2 separate regions of the Homo sapiens genome follow, and region 2 is linked to region 1. Evidence: read pairs that join two places in POLR2A ChIA-PET (ENCODE). Cell type or tissue: Caco-2. All regions are shown on one strand. Links, peaks and the distances in the headings refer to the core of each region. The heading gives the core; the rest is flanking DNA.

Region 1 (9,719 bases), core at 7,162-9,661:
TTCCTCCATATTGTCCCCTCCTCCTGCTCAGGTCTCCCCCACCTGCTCTCTGGATGTCAGGTTGTCAAATGCCAGGAACATAGTCCTAAGGAAGTAGAGTTCAGACAGACAAGCCTGCTTTTATTGACTGTCTATTGACCATGAGCAAACTGAGGCTTGGAGACTGATTAGCCCTGGGCCACCAGTGAGTCAGAAGGGGGCAAGTGCAGAGCAGAAACCCTGGCATCCTGCTTCCCAGCCCATGCGAGTTTCCTGGGCCTCTGGAAAGGCAGGCTCCATGGGACTCTGAGTGCTGCTGACTCACTGCTAGGCCAGAGTTCTTGATTTGGAGAGAGCACTTGCTCCCCAGTGGGGAGGACCTGGAAGAAAGCGGTGCTAGTGGTGACAATTCCCCTGTAATCAACACTGCACATGCATTATCTTGCTTGATCCTCACAACATCCCCCAAACTAGACACTGTTATCATCATCTGCATTTTAAAGGATTGAAGCTTTAAAAGGTAACATCCCAAGGTCACCCAGCTAGTGAGTGTCTCAGCCTCAATTTGAAACCCCCTCGTTCACTTGGGCTTGTGCTCTCCTAAGCTCAACACTCAAATGGATGAGACGACAGCCGCCATCTCTATGCTTCTGTGGAGGGTAACATTATCAGTTTTACTGAGTTTCAGTCCTTCATCTGTTCTGAGGGATAATAAGAAACTCTGGCTCACTAGACTGGAAGGATGCTTAGGTAAGCACAGCAGGGCAGCTAATGAAATGGATACAGTCTTGGGAGTCAGATACTTGGGGGTTCAAATTTTGTTGGTTTTTTTTTCTTTCTAACTTTGAACATGTTATTCAATTTCTCTTACCTACAGTTTGCTCACCTGAAAAGTGGGGACAATAATAGTAGTTATTATTATAGGGCTTTTGTGATGATTCAGTCAGATCATGTGTATAAAGCGGAATATGATGCCTGGCACATAGTAGGTACTTACTCAATGACAGCGGTTATTATGACCAAATTTTTTTCTTGCTTTCTTTCCTTTTTCTTTTTAAGTGGGAACTTGAATAAAATGTTGGTTTATCATGAGCTAGCCATCCTCAGAGATGAAGTGTTCCTTTCTGGGAGATGGCCATGCTTATCAAAGAGATGCTAGATCTGCAAGGCCACCCAGAGTTTTGGAAACCTCAACCCAAAAAAGCAACTCAGGCTCAGAGGTCAGAGGGAAGCTGTGCCCCCTGGGGGAGAGGATTCAGCTGCCTTCTCATTCCCCTCTGACCAGAAGTGAATCCTGCACAGCCCTTGAACTCTGCTGCGTTGGGGAGAGGGGTAAAGAAGGGCACCTCCATTAAGGGTAGGTCTGACCATGAGCCCAGAGTTACCCAAACTTGGAATGTCAGGATGAGGGGTCATTGCTTCTTGGCCCAGGCTGGCTTCTCTCACCCCATCTGAGACAGTTAATCAAACAGTTTGGGCATACAGCTGGATTAGATTAGAATTCAGGCCTGCCCTTTGGAGCCCCCGTGTACCTTCTTATGCTGGCTGGGCACCTGGAAGTAGCGTGCTTCATGCATATTCAGGGATGAACAGGCTCTGCTGTCTGATTGTTTGGGGCTAGGATCTATTTGAATAGGATGAAGGATAGGAATGGATGAGATAGGGGGAGGCTTTTGGAGGTGAGGGGGTTTCAGGAATCCCTGTCATCTCCAGAAGATGTTGAGGAAGGAATATTTATAATGTGCTGGATCCCAAACCATCCTTCTCTATTTCTGGTCCCATTTTTGTGACTTTGAATGATTAACATCTCCAGACCAAGGACTTTGCCCCTACAGCCATCCCCTCTGTGTTGGCCAGCACAGAGAGAAAGTGATTCCTCCCTCATTACACACCCATCTCTCTCTTCAAGCCTCAGATTCCTCAAGTGAAAAATGAGAACTTGAAACAATTACCCTGCATTCAGGCACCGGCCAGTATGTCCATCATGAATTATTTGCTGTCATGTTGCTGTCAAAAGACTTGAGGAGGCTGGGCGCGGTGGCTCATGCCTGTAATCCCAGCCCTTTGGGAGGCTGAGGTGGGCAAATCACCTGAGGTCAGGAGTTCGAGACCAGCCTGGCCAACATGGCAAAACCCTGTCTCTATTTATTAGTACAAAAATTAGCCGAGCGTTGTGGCAGGCACCTGTTATCCCAGCTACTCAGGAGGCTGAGGCAGGAGAATCACTTGAGCCTGGGAGGTGCAGGTTGCGGTGAGCTGTGATGGCACCACTGCACTCTAGACTGGGCGACAAAGCAAGACTCCGTCTCAAAAAAAAAAAAAAAAAAAAGACTTGGGGAGACAATTCTATAACAATTGACAGTGCCTGATTTACAGGATGTGATAACCTTTCTCTCTGTGTCTCAGCTTCTTCGTCTATAAGTGGGGAGAATAACAATCTACTTAGGAGGTTCTTGTGACAACTGAAGGAGATAGCATCTCTGAAGTGCTTGGCAAAATGAAAAGCCCTATATAAATACGTCAGAGCTCCTGTTAACTTTTCTGGTGCTTAACCTTGGAATGTGGTCACATCACATTCTGTACCAGGAATGTACAAGTTCGGTTACTCTTAGAAATGCAGTTGCAGGTCTGCAATTTAACAATTTCACATTATCCATTTGCTCGTTTTTTTAACTAAGGGTTGGTCTAAGACAATGGTTCGCAAAGAAAGAGATACTGCCCCCTAGGGGACATTTCAGGAATTTAGTTGTCACTGACTGGGGAGTCCTCAGGCATTTGGGAGAAAAAGGGGTCAGGAAATTACCTGACTGCTTTTGAGTGTCCTACCAAACACATATCGGTAAAAAGCTTGGTTGTAATAACTTGAGCCTAGAATCATCTCTAATTTACACAAAAATATAACAAGAGTTTTTGCAATGACTTCCAGGAATGAAATTAGTGTGAGTTGTTCATTTTGGTGATATCTGAGCTACCAATACAATGCACCTGTTATCAGGCAGTATTTATAGCTGTGACATTCAAGGTAAATCTGTGTGATTGTAATCAATGGGCTACTTCATTGAGATTTCTGAGTAGTTGTTAGCAGGCATTTGCCAATTGAAATAATGTTATTTTAAAAATCATTTTATCTTTTATATTAATTACGGTTTTTTAAATTATTTTGTAGAGAGAGGGTCTTGCTCTGTTGCCCAGGCTGGGATGCAGTAGCACCATCATGGCTCACTGCAGCCTCAATCTCCTGGGTTCAAGCGATCCTCCTGCCCCAGCCTCCTAAGTAGCTAGGACTATAGGCATGCACCACCACACTCAGCTAATTTTTAATTTTTTGTAGAGATAGGGTCTCACTATTTTGCCTAGGCTGGTCTGAAACTCCTGGGCTCAAGCAATCCTTCTGCCTTGGCCTCCCAAATTGTTGGGATTAAAGGTGTGAGCCACCACACCCAGCCAGTATTAATTTCTTTAGAGTAAATGTACAGATAGGATATTATCTTTAAACTTCATTTCAGGATAGTAAAGGGGTGTTAACATTATTTGTCATAAAAAAATGAAATATTGATTCTGAAAGGATTGAGAACCACGGACACAAGAGATACTCACATGAAAAGCCTTTCTATGGCTGGGTGTGGTGGCTCATGTCTATAATCTCAATACTTTGGGAGGCCGAGGTGGGAGGATCACTTGAACTCAGGAGTTCAAGACCAGCCTAGGCAACATAGTGGGACCCTCCCTCTACAAAAAAGACAAAAATTAGCTGGGCATGGTGGCATGCACCTGTAGTCCCAACTACGCTGAGGTAGGAGGATTGCTTAAGCTCAGGAGATGGAAGTTGAGGCTGCTGTGAGCCATGATCGTGTCACTGTACTTCCAGCCTGGGCTACAGAGCAAGACTGTGTCTAAAAGAACAACAACAAAAAAAGCTTTTCTATATATCCTTTGTAAAAGTGCTCTTCCAGATACTATTCCATATAAGGTCCCATGTAATAAATTCCTCTGGTAATGTAGTCTTGACTATCATGGCTATCTGGTATAGGTACTTCCTTTTATTATTAGATAATAACAGGTGTGGAACTCATATGTTCTTTTTTTGCCTCAACTGCCAGGAAGCTCACAGTTAAGTTTTGAGACTCAGTTGCAGTCGTTATCCTTAGCCCAGCATTTTGAGGATAATTTATTTTTTAGACAGGATCTTGCTCTGTCACCCAGGCTGGGGCGCAGTGGTGCGACCACAGCCTACTGCAGCCTTGACCTCCCAGGCTCAAGTGATCATCCCACCTCAGCTTCCCAAGTAGCTGGGACTACAGGTGCACCACCATGCCCAGTTAATTTTTTTTTTATTTTTAGTAGAGATGACATATCACTATGTTGTCTGGGCTGGTCTCCAACTCCTGAACTCAAGTGATCCTCCTTCCTTGGCCTCCCAAAGTGCTGGGATTACAGGTGTGAGCCACCACGCCCAGTCAGACAATTTCTTTCCCTTCCAATTTGATTTAATTATGGGGCTCTCTAGTCATTCTTTATTTTCATTTTATTTCAGAGTTGGGGTTTCACTCCATTGCCTAGGCTGGAGTACAGTGGTGTGATGACAGTTCATTGCAGCCTTGAACTCCTGGGCTCAAGCAACTCTCTTGCCTCAGCCTCCTGAGTAGCTGGGGACTACAGGCACATGCCACCATGCCTAATTAAAAAAAAATTTTTTTTTTCGGTAGAGGCGGGGTCCGGCTATGTTGCCCAGGCTGGTCTCAAACTCCTGGCCACAAGTGATTCTCCTGCCTTGGCCCCACAAAGTGCTGGAATTATAGGCATGAGCCACCTCACTCAGCCCATTCTTTAAATATTTACTTGTTATCTATGTCTTTTATTGTAAGCCGCCTTTAAATCTTTTCTGGAAGTAGGAGGAGCATAAATAATGAAGGTGAAACTCAAATATCATGCACCTGCAGTCTCCTTCCTAGTACTTTCTGAGTCGGGAAGTCTAGGTTGGAGGGGCCTGGAAAGCCTGAGTCAGAGCAGTTGATGGTGGGCTCAGGTGGTCTCATCCTGCAGACTAGATGTCTCTGACACCTCATCCTCTTTCCCCTCAACGGTCTTCACCTTTGTGAAGGAGTGTGGGCACTGTGAGGAGTCGAAGCAGATTCCAGCTATCAGAGCCCACTCCAAGTCTTGGTTGGATCTTGGTGGCCTGGGTTAAGAGTGGGTCAAGGAAGGGCACCCTAGCTCTGGGGTCACAGAAGTCCAAAGCTACAAGTGGAGAGACTCCTTCCACACAACACACACTCCTGTAGCACGCTGTCTGCATCCCTCAGAGCAGAGGCTCTGAAGCTCAGGCTGAGGCATCAGACTGATGCCGTTTTGAACCCTGGGTGTACTCGCTCCTAGCTCTGCTTTGGGCAGGGTACCTCTCTGAGCCTGTTTCCTCATTCAGAAGTAGGAATGATACCTACCTCAGAGGGCTTCACTATTAGGATTATCTCACTGAGATAATCTGTGCAGTGCCAAGGCAGCACCTAGAACACAGCAAGTGCTCAGTACCTGGCAGCAGCTGGGCATCCTAGTCTACCTTGGATTGGTAATTCTCATGCTCTTGTTTGCTTCCCCCAGCGGTGAGCTCCTCCAGGCAAGAGTGTGCATTAAACCTCGGCTCCTGGCTCACAGGCTCAGGGACCATGGCAAACTGCTTAATGTTTCTGAGGCTCAGTGTTCTTACTAGTAAAATGGGGATAATGAAGTCTACTTCAAATTTTGGGTGTGAGTAAAATTATTAACAGTGGTCATTTTTGGGTAAGGGTATGATGAAAAAATTTATGTTTTGTAAGCATTTTTCTCCTATGGGCATTTTCTGTTTTTTTCTTCTGTAACAAACATGAAATATTTGTGTATTTTAAGTCACTTTTCAAAACATGCTTCTTCTTAAGAAAGCCACTGGGTGTGGTGGCTCACACTTGTAATCCTAGCACTTTGGGATGCTGAGGTGGAAAGAGCTCTTGAGCCCAAGTGGTAGAGACTGCAGTGAGCTATGTTTGCACCACTGTACCCTAGCCTGGGCAACAAAGCAAGACCCAGTCTCCAAAAAAAAAAAAAAAAAAAAAAGAAAAGAAAACTTAAATGTATTGAGTGCTTACTATATTTTAGGCATTGCTCTAAGCACTTTTTTTGTTTGTTTGTTTGTTTTGTTTTGTTTTTGAGTCTCACTCTTGTTGCCTAGGCTGGAGTGCAGTGACATGATCTCGGCTCACTGCAACCTCCACCTCTCGGGTTCAAGTGATTCTCCTGCCTAGCTGAGACTACAGGCATGTGCCACTAGGCCCAGCTAGTTTTTGTATTTTTAGTAGAGACGGGGTTTCACCATGTTGGCTAGGCTGGTCTCAAACTCCTGACCTCAGGTGATCCACCGCTTCTGCCTCCCAAAGTGCTGGGATTACAGGCGTGAACCACCGTGCCCGGCCTCTACACACTTTATACACGTTATCTCTAATTCTCACAACACTCCTCTGAGGAAGTTAGTATTTACACCCTAGTTTTATAAATTGGGCTTAAGGAAATTGCACAATTTGCCCAGCTCGTTGTAAGTAAACCTATAAATGTGATAAAATTGCATAAAGCTACACACATACACACATGAGTGCATATGGAAATTGGTGAAATCTGATTAAGGCCTGCAGTCTATTTAACAATATAGTACCTATGTCATTTTTCTGGTTTTGATATTGTACTACTGTCATGAAAGAAGTTACCACCAGACGAAGCTGGATGAAAGCTGGAGATTTGCAATTTCTTGTGAATCTATAATTAGACTCACATTAATAAATATTTTAATTTATGTTTATTTATATATTTATTTTTTAATGAGTGAAACAATAAGTTTGTTTTTGTTTTGTTTTGTTTTGAGACAGGGTCTCGCTCTGTTGCCCAGACTGGAGTACAGTGGCACGATCTGGGCTCACTGCAGCCGCAACCTCTCTCGGGCTCAAGCGATCCTCCCACCACAACCTCCTGAGTAGCTAGCAGCACATGCGTGTGCCACCATGCCCTGCTAGTTTTCTGTATTTTTTGTAGAGATGGGGTTTTGCCATGTTGCTCAGGGTGGTCTCGACCTCCTGAGCTCAAGTGATCCATCCGCATCAGCCTCCCGAAGTGCTGGGATTACAGGTGTGAGCCACCGTGCCCAGCCAATAAGATTTTTTTGTTTTGTTTTTTTAAAGTGTTAAAAACCTTGTAAGGGGCTGGGTGTGGAGGCTCATGCCTGTAATCCTAGCACTATGGGAAGCCATTGGCTTGCACCCAGGAGTTCGAGACCAGCCTGGGCAACATATGAGCCCCTCTCTACAAAATATTTAAAAGTTAGCCAGACTTGGTGGCACGTGCCTGTAGTCCCAGCTACTTAGGAGGCTGAGGCAGGAGGGTCACTTGAGCCCAGGAGTTTGAGGTTGCAGTGAGCTATGATTGCTACTGCACTCCAGCCTGGATGGCAGAGTAAGACCCTGTGTCAAAAAAAGAAAGGAAGAAAGAAAGAAGGAAAATTTAGATTCAGCAAAGATAAACCTCTTCTCCACTTGCCGAAAGTGAGCAAGCCAAGCATCCTATTCCTGAGGCCACTTCCTCTCACTTAAGGTCCAGTGTACTGCATGAAAGTATGATTTGAACCTTGGAAATAATCTACCCCAACTGTCTCCACTTACATGTAAGAAAATGGAGCCTTGGAGAAGGGAAGGGTCTTACTCAAAGACATCCAATAAGTCTGTGACTAAGCCAGGATGAGAACCCAGTCTTTGAACTCCTAGGTCAGGGTTTTTTCCAGCGCCCACACACAGGGCTGCTCACCCACACAGCACATCTTCCCTGGGCCTTGTCTGGGAGACCACTGGTGCCCACAGGCCAACCCTCACCAGCCTACCCAGCCCAGGGCACTCAGGCCCAGAGGTGGAAGTGAGACCTGGGGAGGGTGGAGGCATGGTGGCCCCCTATTCCAGGCAGCACTGTGAGCCAGGGTAGTTGGGGCCACAGAAAGGGCAAGGATAGACACTCTGAACTTTGGCAGGAGTTGGGTGGGAAGGGAACATGTATGTATGTGCATGTGGGGGAGGTACTCACGCCAAATCCTTGCTCCCATCCCCCTCAGGCTCCTTTGAGTCACTTGTCCGTAAGGTTGGGGCACATTCTTGAAGGGAGTGGTCACAGGGGTTCAAGGCCCATTCAGTCCGCAGGCCAGTTTCTATTCCTCCTGGCACTGAAACCACCTCCTCACTCAGACTCAGCACCCCTCCCCAACTGGAAATATAGTGACATGCTCTTCTAATTCCTGCCCTGGGACCTCCTTGGACCAGACGCGAGGCTGGGGGTAGGGCCGGCCTGGGTGCCCTTTCTCAGGGGATGGATTCTTGGTATTCAATATGTGGGGTGTGGCTGACCTACATTCAGATGAGCCTGATTGGCCCTCCCTTCCCCATCCTGTTGTTCTTCCCCAACCCCCCATCTCTCCGGGCCATTCCGCGGTGGGCCAGGGCAAGGCTGAGGGTTTAGGATCTCTCCCTGCCATCTGGGCATCTCCATCTCTGCGCCCCGGCAGGTCTGCAGCCACTGGGCCTAAGGGAGCGGCCCTAGCAATCCGGTCTGAGGGGAGCAGTGCCCTCGTGTGGCCTCCAGGAGAAGCGCGGCTCTTTTCTCAGCCCGGTCCTTTGTATGCTCTCATTGAACAAGTATTTATTGAGAGCCACTACGTGCCAGGCGCCGCTCTAGGCGCCGCGGCCAAGACAGATACCTGCTCCACGGACTGTGCATTTCAGCGTGTGCGTGCGTGGACAGTCAGGCAATAAATGATAAACAAATACATAAATGAGGCAGTTACTAGTAGTGGTAACTGCTAGGAAGAAAATAAAACAGAGAAATGTGATGGAGAGTGACCCAAGAGAGAAACTTAGGGTAGGATGGGCCGGGCGCGGTGCTCACGCCTGTAATCCCTGCACTTTGGAAGGCCGAGGCGGGTGGATCACGAGTTCAGGAGATCGAGACCATACTGGCTAACACGGTGAAACTCCGTCTCTACCAATACAAAAAAAAAAAAAAAAAAAAGAAAGAAATTAGCCGGACGTGGTGGCGGGCGCCTGTAGTCCCAGCTACTCTGGAGGCTGAGGCAGGAGAATGGCGTGAACACGGGAGGCGGAGCTTGCAGTAAGCCGAGATCATGCCACTGCACTCCAGCCTGGGCAACAGAGCGAGACTCCGTCTCAAAAAAAAAAAAAAAAAAAAAAAAGAAAGAAACTTAGGATAGGATGGAAAAGGAAGATTTCCGTGAGTAGCTAACGTCTGAGATGAGACCTAGGTCACAGATTGTCATGTAAGGATATGGGGGAAAGGCTTTCCTTACAGAGAAAATAGATCCTGCAAAGATCCTCAGGCAGGAACAGGTTTTGCAGAACAGGTGAAGGCCAGTGTGGTTAGAAAGGAGTGAGCGAGGGGAGGCTGGTGTGAGATGCCGTCAGAGAGGTGGGTTGGGGCCAGGGTGTGAATCTTGCAGGCCACGACAAGGAGCTTGATTTTTTTTTCTTCTTCTTCTAGGAGTAATGGGAGTGTGTTGGGTGAGTATTGAACCGAAGAGTAATGTGGCTCAACTGCCTTTTGAAAGGACATGTATGGTGTGGAGGATGGACTTTGGGCAAGGGAGGAAGAGTGGAAGCAGGGGGGTTATTACAAGAGACCAGGAAGCTACTGAAATAATTCAGGTGAGAAATGATGGTTGTTTGAAT
Region 2 (9,719 bases), core at 2,771-5,270, 130 kb after region 1:
TGGTACTTGTTTGTGGTACAGTTGAATTAACTGAGTTTGTAAGGGTCTTATTTATAATTTTTATATGTCTTTAGAAATTCTATTATTAGAATTATATTTAGGCAAGAAATTTCAACTGGTGAATGAAGAATTAGCTTAAGACTGTTTACTGCAGTAAAATAAAATGCTGTAGAACCAATGTTAGGTTTAACCGTATATAATTGTCATGTTATGAATCAAAAATGGTAATGTCAGCAGTTTCATTTGGTTCAGCCTAACTCTTTGTATAGTGTCAGAAATACTGTGGCATATAATGAAACATCCTAGGATAGGATGGTCAAAATACAAGGAAGATTCTCTCAGGTTGTGTTATGTTATTAAGATAAAAACTATATTTATATTTTAATAGATTTCTGACATTTAGTGACATTAAAAATGCAGGGTAAGATTTTATCTTTTTTTTTTTTTTTTTTTTTTGAGAAGGAGTTTCACTCTTTTTACCTAGGCTGGAGTGCAATGGCGCCAACTTGGCTTACTGCAACCTCCGCCTCCCGGGTTCAAGTGATTCTCTTGCCTCAGCCTCCCGACTAGCTGGGATTACAGGCATGCACCACCATGCACGGCTAATTTTGTATTTTTAGTAGAGACAGGGTTTTACCATGGTTTGCCAGGCTGGTCTCAAACTCCTGACCTCAGGTGATCTGCCCGCCTCGGCCTCCCAAAGTGCTGGGATTACAGGCATGAGCCACTGCACCTGGCCAGATTTTATCCTTTTAAATGTACTTGTTTTCCTCTGAATTGGATAAAACTAGGTTTATTTTCTTCATATTGCATTTTTGCTGCCAAGTAAGGCATATCTTTACATAATATAGTCTGTAAAAGCTGTTTACCTCAACCACACAGAAATAAATAGATGGATAAACTCTGGAGTTCTCTTATGTTTCTTTACTAAAGAGAATACCTAATCATACCCAACAACAACCTGCTAAGAATATAATCAGGCTTATCAGGAATAGGAACACATTGATTATATCCTTTCTATGTCAAATAATCCTGTCATCTAAAATAATTTCATGTTGCTAATCTCAGGATGTTTATTGCTGCGTTTTACCTTTCCCAAAAGGTACTTTTATGCAAGTTAGGATTAGATTCAGCTGGATATTTTCTGAAAATTAGACAAACTAATAGTAGTGGTTTTACCCACTGACTTATTTTTCTCTTAAATAAGATAGGTAGAATTAAGAAGGAAGAATGAATATTTCTATAGTCTTAACTTTCTAGTTGAGATCTTTTGGAATTGTTAAAGGTAGCTGAACTAAAGTTATTTTTTCCAGGGGTCAAAAATAATTTATCAAAAAAGAAACTAAGAAAAGACTTTGCATTTAGACATTTTTCAGGTCATGTTATACACAGCTATTGAACAACTTGCCTTTCAGATAACATATCTGGATAATATTCTGTCTTCTCTCCATATCTAGGTCCCCTGACTCTTAAAATACACAATATGAAGAATTATATATCTCTTAAACATTGCTTAAAAAAATCTGTTTTCTTTACTTTGAGACCTGGCTATATTGCCACTTTCTAGTAGATCAAAAATGTCTTTGAAACATTTTGAGTTATATACAGTGGTGTTATTTGATGCTTACATTAACCTGTATATATTTATTAATCTTAGTCTTCTAGATTTTCCATTTTAAAAGTGATATTGAATGAACGAACTACAGCTTCATGCAACATTGTGGATGAATCTCACAAATATAATATTGAGTGAAAGAAGCCAGACGCAAAAGAGTACATTGTATGATTCCGTTCATATAAAGTTCAAAAACTAAAACCAGTTTGGAAGTCAGGGTAGTGGTTACCATTGGGAGGCTGGGTAGTGACTGAAAGGGAGCACAAGATGGGGCTTTTGGTATGTGGATAATGTTCTGTTTCTTCCTCTGGGTGCTGGTTACACAGGTGTGTGTTCATTTTGTGAAAAAAATTCAAACTATACACTTAATGATTTGTATATTTTTTTGTATCTACATTATACTTCACAAAAAATTTTTAAATGATATTGACTATGAACTAGCTTGATGTCAACCTTTGCTAAGATTGCGATTTATTTTTCTTCAAAGGTGCCAATGTTAACAGGGCTACAGCCAATAATGATCATACAGTAGTGTCGCTGGCATGTGCAGGAGGCCACCTGGCAGTTGTTGAGCTTCTCTTGGCTCATGGGGCTGACCCTACTCATCGACTCAAGGTAGTCTACTTAAAAATAAGTAAACAGGCTGTGTGCGGTGGCTCATGTCTATGATCCCAGCACTTTAGAAAGCTGAGGCGGGTGGATCACTTGAGCCCAGGAGTTTGAGACTAGTCTAGGCAACATAAGGAGACCCCATCTCTATTAAAACACACACACACACACACACACACACACACGTATGTATGTGTATATATATATAAATAATATGTGTATAGTTATAAAAATATGTTTGATCTATCTTAGTGCTTAGTATTTAATACTGTTTAAATGAGTTTTGATTTTATATGAGCTGCTAAGAAACTATAAAGAATTAATTATCATGGCAATTCTTTTTCAGGATGGTTCAACAATGCTCATTGAAGCTGCAAAGGGTGGCCATACTAATGTAGTTTCTTATCTGTTGGATTATCCAAATAATGTTCTGTCAGTTCCCACCACAGATGTGTCTCAGCTCCCTCCACCTTCTCAAGATCAGTCTCAGGTAAAGTAAAATGGAGCTTGTTTGTTAATATAAATATTCTTCAACATGATTAGAAGTTTTTGTTTAAAATCAGTTTTAAGCAAAATGGACTTGTTTTTATTCTCTGTTACATATTGAGAAAATCATGACTCTAAATTCTTTAGGATTTATTTTCTTTAAAGGTACACTGAAATTTGTTATTGCCTTATTTATTGAGAATAGTGGTTTTTAAAAACCACTTAATATCAAATATAAACGTAAGTATTCTAAGTTGTTATCTTATTACAACTAGGTTTTTCAGGGTTTTTTATTTGTTTTTTAACAAGAGAATCAAGAGAAAGCTTTTTCTTTTTTCTTTTGTTTTTTTTTTTGAGATGGAGTCTTGCTCTGTTGCCCAGGCTGGAGTGCAGTGGCACAATCTCAGCTCACCGCAACCTCCGCCTCCCAGGCTCAAGCGATTCTCTTGCCTTAGTCTCCCAAGTAGCTGGGACTATAGGTGTGCGCCACCACGCCCAGCTAATTTTTTGTATTTTAGTGGAGATGGAGTTTCACCATGTTGCCCAGGGTGGTCTCAAACTCCTGAGCTCAGGCGATCTACCTGCCTCGGCCTCCCAAAGTGCTGGAATTACAGGCGTGAGCCACATGCCCGGCCGAGAAAGCATTTTCTTAATACCTCCCAAGGTAGTATTAATTATCCTAGAGATAGTGACTTTTGTCAACCATGAAAGTATAGGTAACATAAGCGCTAGAAGTTCATTAAAGTAACTTTTAAACCCACCTTAAATTATGGAGCTTTTACTAGTATATTAAGTTGGTGAAATCTAAATTCTTTTCTACAAAGTCATTCTGAAAACTGCTAGCATACCCCAATTGAAGAAATATATTACATTTTTGTTTTCTTTTGATCCATGTAGAATTTGAACAAGGGTAAATTGGCTAGTGGATAGTGAATATGTGACTTGTACCCCTAGCTACAATTGGAACCAGCAAGGCGTTCTATTCAGCAAGGGAGTAATGTTATTTCCATTTAGCTTAAAATCATTGACTATTTGTAGATTCCCCGACTGTCTAATCATTAGTCTCAAAAATTATTGCTTGGTGAAAGCTTTTTTTAAAAAAAGCTTCAGGAAACAAAAGTGCATTTGGTGGTATATGAAGATAACCTAAAACAGGATATCTGTTTCATTTATGGGCCTTTGTCTTATTCTTTGGTCTGAGATGATTTTTTTCTGAGTTGACTTTTTAGGTGCCACGTGTGCCAACGCATACACTTGCCATGGTTGTACCTCCCCAGGAACCTGACAGAACTTCACAGGAGAACTCTCCTGCCCTTTTAGGAGTGCAAAAAGGTTAGTTATTGAATTATTTTTCTTAAAATGGGTATTTTTTCACCTAATTGATAAATCCAGAAATGTACTTTAATGATACAGAGTTACTGTGTACCCATGGCTAATTGAGGTAGATAATTCTGACAAATGCAAATAGTCTTACTATCTAAAACCAAAAAGACGTGTTAGGAAAAATGACTTTTTATTATTTTCCTGTTAACATACTGATAGTTGTAGCTTTCATCTGGCACAGATGAAAACACTTAAGAAACAAGCCAAGTTCTTGATTATATTTAAGTAACCACAGTTTATCAGACATTCATTTTTCATTTGATAATTCTTTAGCTAACCAATAGTAAATGAAGAGTAAAAATGCATATTTGCTATCTAGTTAAGTCTTTGTAACATTGATTCAGTTAATGAGTGAGAAGTTTAAGAATTACATTCAGTTGCATTTATGCAATGCTGAATATAGTAGATTATCATCTGTCACTATGTGAACCTGGACAAATAACTATCAAAATAAAATGTGTACAAGTAATATCCAAATGACTATTAAGAAGGAGAGTATACTACTTAAAAAACTCAAGTTTATGAGCTCTGATATGTTTCTGCTGTCTTTATATTTGTAAATGAAATGTACCTTCATGTATAAATGTACCTTCACTTCATAATTATGTATAGTTGTAATATCTGAGTTTTCTGAAATAAAGAAAATAGTTAATATGTAGGATGTTTAAAACTATGTAAAAACAAACTTATGAACATCGTTCATTTAGTGTATGATAATCAAGTCCTAGATATTGAAATCACAATGAGGTATGTAAGTGTATATAAATATCTGTAACACTGATTTAAGAAAAGTTGGTGTGGGTTGACTGTTATAGCAGCAAACAGAAATTTCTTTCAAATTATGCCAATTTTAGTAATTTAAAGTATTGGGGGCCTTTACCAGGGCTAAACTATTAATTTCAGAGATGAAATATCTGTAGTCTCTCTGATTTAAGCTAATTCTAGCAGTTTTTCATGGAACACCTAGCTATTCAAAATTTTCCTGCTGTTTTTAATCTTAACAATTAAAAAGCAAATTAAACATGCATCTGTAAGTATCATAATCAGCTGATATTTAACCTTTAGTAAAATATTTAAAGCTAAATGCCTCTGTTTTTATTGTTTTCTTTGGGGGGGAGTTTATTTGGCTAAACCTTATAGAGGACTGTAGTAACTTTGGCTTTGGAAACTCAATACTAAATAAGAATCATTGGCCGGGCATGGTGGCTCACGCCTGTAATCCCAGCACTTTGAAAGGCTGAGGCTGGTGAATCATCTGAGGTCAGGAGTTCAAGACCAGCCTGGCCAACATGATGAAACCCCATCTCTACGAAAAATACAAAAAATTAGCCAGGTGTGTTGGTGGGTGCCTGTAATTCTAGCTAGTTGGGAGGCTGAGGCAGGAGAATCGCTTGAAGCCAGGAGGTGGAGGTTGCAGTGAGCTGAGTTGAGGCCATTGCATTCCAGCCTGGGCGACAAGAGCAAAACTCTGTCTCAAAAAAAAAAAAAATCATAAAAAAAAATATAGGCCACGTGTGGTGGCTCACGCTTGTAATCCCAACACTTTGGGAGGCTTAAGCAAGTCAATCACTTGAGTACAGGAGTTTGAGACGAGCCTGGCCGACATGGTGAAATCCCATCTCTACTAAAAATACAAAAATTAGCCGGGTGTGGTAGTGCACACCTGTAATTCCAGCTACTAGGGAAGCTGAGGCATGAGAATCACTTGAACCCGGGAGGCAGAGGTTGCAATAAGCCGAGATCTTGCCACTGCACTCCAGCCAGGGTGATGGAGTGAGACTCTCAGAAAAAAATTAGTGCCAGGCACAGGGGCTCACACCTATAATCCCCGCACTTTGGCAGGCCAGGTGGGCAAATTGCTTGAGCCCAGGAGTTCGAGACCAGCCTGGGCAACATGGCGAAACCCTGTCTAACAAAAAAATACAAAAGTTAGCCAGGAGTGGTGGCACAAGCCTGTAGTCCCTGCTGCTAGGGAGACTGTAGTGGGAGGATCACTTCAGCCTGGGAGACCAAGGCTGCAGTGAGTCATGAGTGTGCCATTGCACCCCAGTGTGGGCCACAGAGCGAGACCTTGTCTCCAAAAAAAAAAAAAACCAGAAAAAGAAAAAAAATTAGGCTATGTGCTGTGGCTCATACCTGTAATCCCAGTGCTTTGGGAGGCCGAGGCAGAATGATCGATCAGCCTGCCCAGCATAGGAGAACTTGTCTCTATTTAAAAAAATTTAAAAATTAGCCAGTCATGGTTGCCTGTGCCTGTAGTCCCAGCTACTCAGGAAGCTGAGGCAGAAAGATCACTTGCACCCAGGAGCTCCAGGCAGCAGTGAGCTATGATTGTACCACTGCACTCCAGCCTGGGCGACAGCCTCAAAATATAAATAAATAAATAAATAAATAACACAGATCCACAAAACAATCAAGAAATAAGCTAGATAGAGTGTATGCCAAGAGGAAATAAAAACATTTTAAATTTAGGTTTAATATGTAAATACTCTGAGATGTTTAGGTAGTGATTTTTTAAGTTTATACTCTAGTGAGTAACCATATTTTTGCTTACTGAAATATCTTGGATTATTTAGTTATTTTCTGCATTTTGATGTTTTATTACTTACTAAATAGTATAAACATGGACTACCTTTCTAAGGAATCATTTTACTAGATTATTAGGGTTATCCCTAATTAACATTTGTATTTAGATCACTTGGGCACTTGCTACTGCTATCAACCAAATGGCATTGGCAATCTAACAGTTACTTATGTAGGATCAAACTGCGATAGTGCATTGTGTTAAAATGTCATGTTAGTATAAATCATGCATATCATAGAATATTATGTTGCTATGAATTAGGAAAAATCATTTAATTATGGAAAAGAACACACTGAATTACCAGGATAGGAAAACCTATCTTAAATAAAGACTTAACTTTTTTTTTATACTTAAAGCTCCTTTTTCTTCTTAAAGCTTCTCTTTTATGTCTCTGGAAAAGCTCCCTTGAGTGATGAAATTGCTGTTTGACCTTTTTGTTTTTGTTTCTTCTAAGTCCATATATTCTGTGTCGTGTATGTGATTAGGGATGGACAAAGGGTTCTTATTCCCTAGGACTCTCTTTTCCTCTTCCAGCGATCATCTTTTCAGGTTCTTATAACATTTTACTCCTGTCTGTTTTTAGTAAATCTTTTTATTATTCATATCCTCATCCTTTTAAAAATGTATTAATGCCCATAAATCTTACCCAGGTGTTTGATATATGTTCTACTCAGATATTCTTTTCTTTCATGCCCCATGTGTACCATTTGTACAGGCTCCGTCCATCTTGATTCATAACCTCCCGATTTAGGCAACTTGATCTCACTTGTCTGTTGGTTTTCAAGGATTCAGGATTCTAGGTGGCATCTAACAGAGGCCTCAGAATCACGTCCATAAAATATGAAACTCAGAGTGACATGCTCAGTTTTCTAGCATTATTTAACTTTATTACCTGCAGTTACAAATATTCAGATGGGAAAGGATACATAAGTAATGTAAATCCGTTGCCTTGTTATAACTGGTTCTACAGAAAGATTCATTTTGATCTTTTGCAAGTTGTGTAACTTAGAATTAATCTGCTGCAAAGCATTTAAAATTATGTCAGGATAAACAAAACACATCTTTTGTGTATACCTCAAGCCCTCCTGAGGAGTAATTTCCTTTTCTCTGAAATTCTAGAGTACTTCATTGGATCTTCCTTCCAGTTCTTGTCACTTTTGCTTGCTCCCCTCCCCTTGGGACCTCAAGTGTAGAGGGTTGAGTTAATCATACTCAATTTCTGGTGCTTTATCACCATAACTTCTCTCTTGTTTCATTTATTCCCTTTTATTTCTCTTTCCATTCCCCTGCTTCCCCCATAGATAATCATTTCAATATTTGATGTGTATATTCTTTTGTTCTTATAAATTCTTATAAAATATTTATTTTTTATATGTATGTATATATGTGTGTGTGTGTATATATATATATATACACACACACACATATATATATATATATACACATATATATATATATATATATATTTTTTTTTTTTTTTTTTTTTGAGACAGGGTCTCACTTTGTCACCCAGGCTGGAGTACAGTGGCGCAGTCTCAGCTCACTGCAGCCCCAACCTCCGAGGTTCAAGCAATCCTCCTGCCTCAGCCCTGCAGGTAGCTGGGACTACAGGTGCCCTGCCACTACACTTGGCTAATTTTTTGTATTTTGGTAGAGACAGGGTTTTGCCATGTTGCCCAGGCTGGTCTTGAAGTCCTGAGCTCAAGAGATCTGCCCGACTTGGCCTCCCAAAGTGCTAGGATTACAGGTGTGAGTCAGCACACCCGGCGATTACCTTGTATTTTTAATTTACATAAATAGTATTGTGCTACAGATTTCATTTTGTTTTTTCCCTTTGTTTACTCAGTACTGTTTTTAAGATTTATCCACCTATCTCTAGATTGTTTCTACCTATAGCATAGTGCTTCACACCCTGTATATCCTCCATGTTTTACCTGTCCTTTCTCCCAGTGACGAATATCCTGATTGCCTCTATTTTCTCACCCCCACTAACAATGCTTTGATGAAAATATTTGTATAGTCCCTTTATGGATCTATATAAGAATTTCTTTGGAACATCATCTCCCCACTTAGACTGTAAGCTCCTTAAGGGCAGGGTTTATGTTGCTTATCTTTATATGGTCTACTATGCCTTGCTTGTATTAGATGTTTAAGTACTTATTGAATAAATTAATGAGTGCAAGGCTAAGAATATAGATTATTTTGAAGGCAGAAGAAAATTCTTAAGCATTTTTAAGAAAGACATTGTGATTAAAGAGATGTTTTAAAAAAGTAATCAAGAAGTAGCATTCTAGAATGGTGGAAACGAGATTGAAAACAGAAGCGTAAATGTAAAGTAAGAATTAAATTGGCATGCTGCTTTTATATGTTAGAGTTGCTTTTTGGAGTAAGTGACATGAAAAGTTCTCACATTTTTATATCAAATCATTAAAATTATATAGAAAAATTGTATATACAGTGAATGGTATTCAGTATTCCTCTGGAAACTTTACTGATAATATTCTTTAGTCACTTTCCATTATATAATCATTCTTATATGGATTTACACATGCCCAAATTTGATAATATCTTTTAACATATAACTGCTTATAGTAATAAGAAGAAGATTGAATTAATCTGTTAACATGTAACACAGATGTTTCTTTGGACACCCTTGGTTAAGTGATTGCTATGTTAAAATGTATAATGTGTCCTGTTAGTTTGGGAAATTTTGAGAGGAATATTTAGACATAAAGGAAAAATAAGTCAATTCTAGGTTAGTGGCTTTCATTTTTAACTATGACCACAATAAGAAACATTTTATATTGAAGCCCAGGACACATCATACATCTGTTTATCAAAACAGAAATTCCAGTGGATAATAAACACTCTACTACATTTGATGCACTGTGTTATTTTTAGTTATACTTTTTCAACCTGATTTTCTATTTGAGATCCAGTTGGGAATGCTGTTTAAAAATCATTCTAGTAGGGTGCTGTGTGATGATGTAAGCAAGGGAATTACAGAACAAGGTTTAAGTTTTATAGACAAAACCAAGTAAG

What was found. ChIA-PET counts read pairs that join two places held together with the same protein. Peaks named below come from ENCODE experiments on the same cell type or tissue, not always from the same donor. Only the 100,000 strongest peaks of a DNase experiment are listed, where the experiment ranks them.
Region 2: POLR2A ChIA-PET joins it to region 1 with 5 read pairs; 2 of 35 experiments call an interaction of 5 or more read pairs at or near these places.

What each region holds. Positions count from the first base shown.
Region 1 is chr5:140,349,215-140,358,933 of GRCh38, forward strand. No RefSeq gene overlaps it. Among named protein-coding and RNA genes, the nearest start is that of SLC4A9, 6.1 kb to the right of the region's middle. In Caco-2, for the core only: a CTCF peak has its summit at 8,610 (motif pointing left); a DNase peak (open chromatin) is centred at 8,627.
Region 2 is chr5:140,483,019-140,492,737 of GRCh38, forward strand. It overlaps ANKHD1-EIF4EBP3 (ANKHD1-EIF4EBP3 readthrough), which reads left to right. Exons shown (of 36, transcript NM_020690.6): 12 at 2,103-2,230; 13 at 2,571-2,714; 14 at 3,940-4,042. It overlaps ANKHD1 (ankyrin repeat and KH domain containing 1), which reads left to right. Exons shown (of 34, transcript NM_017747.3): 12 at 2,103-2,230; 13 at 2,571-2,714; 14 at 3,940-4,042. Among named protein-coding and RNA genes, the nearest start is that of EIF4EBP3, 60 kb to the right of the region's middle. In Caco-2, for the core only: no CTCF peak of the experiment used is centred there; no DNase peak of the experiment used is centred there.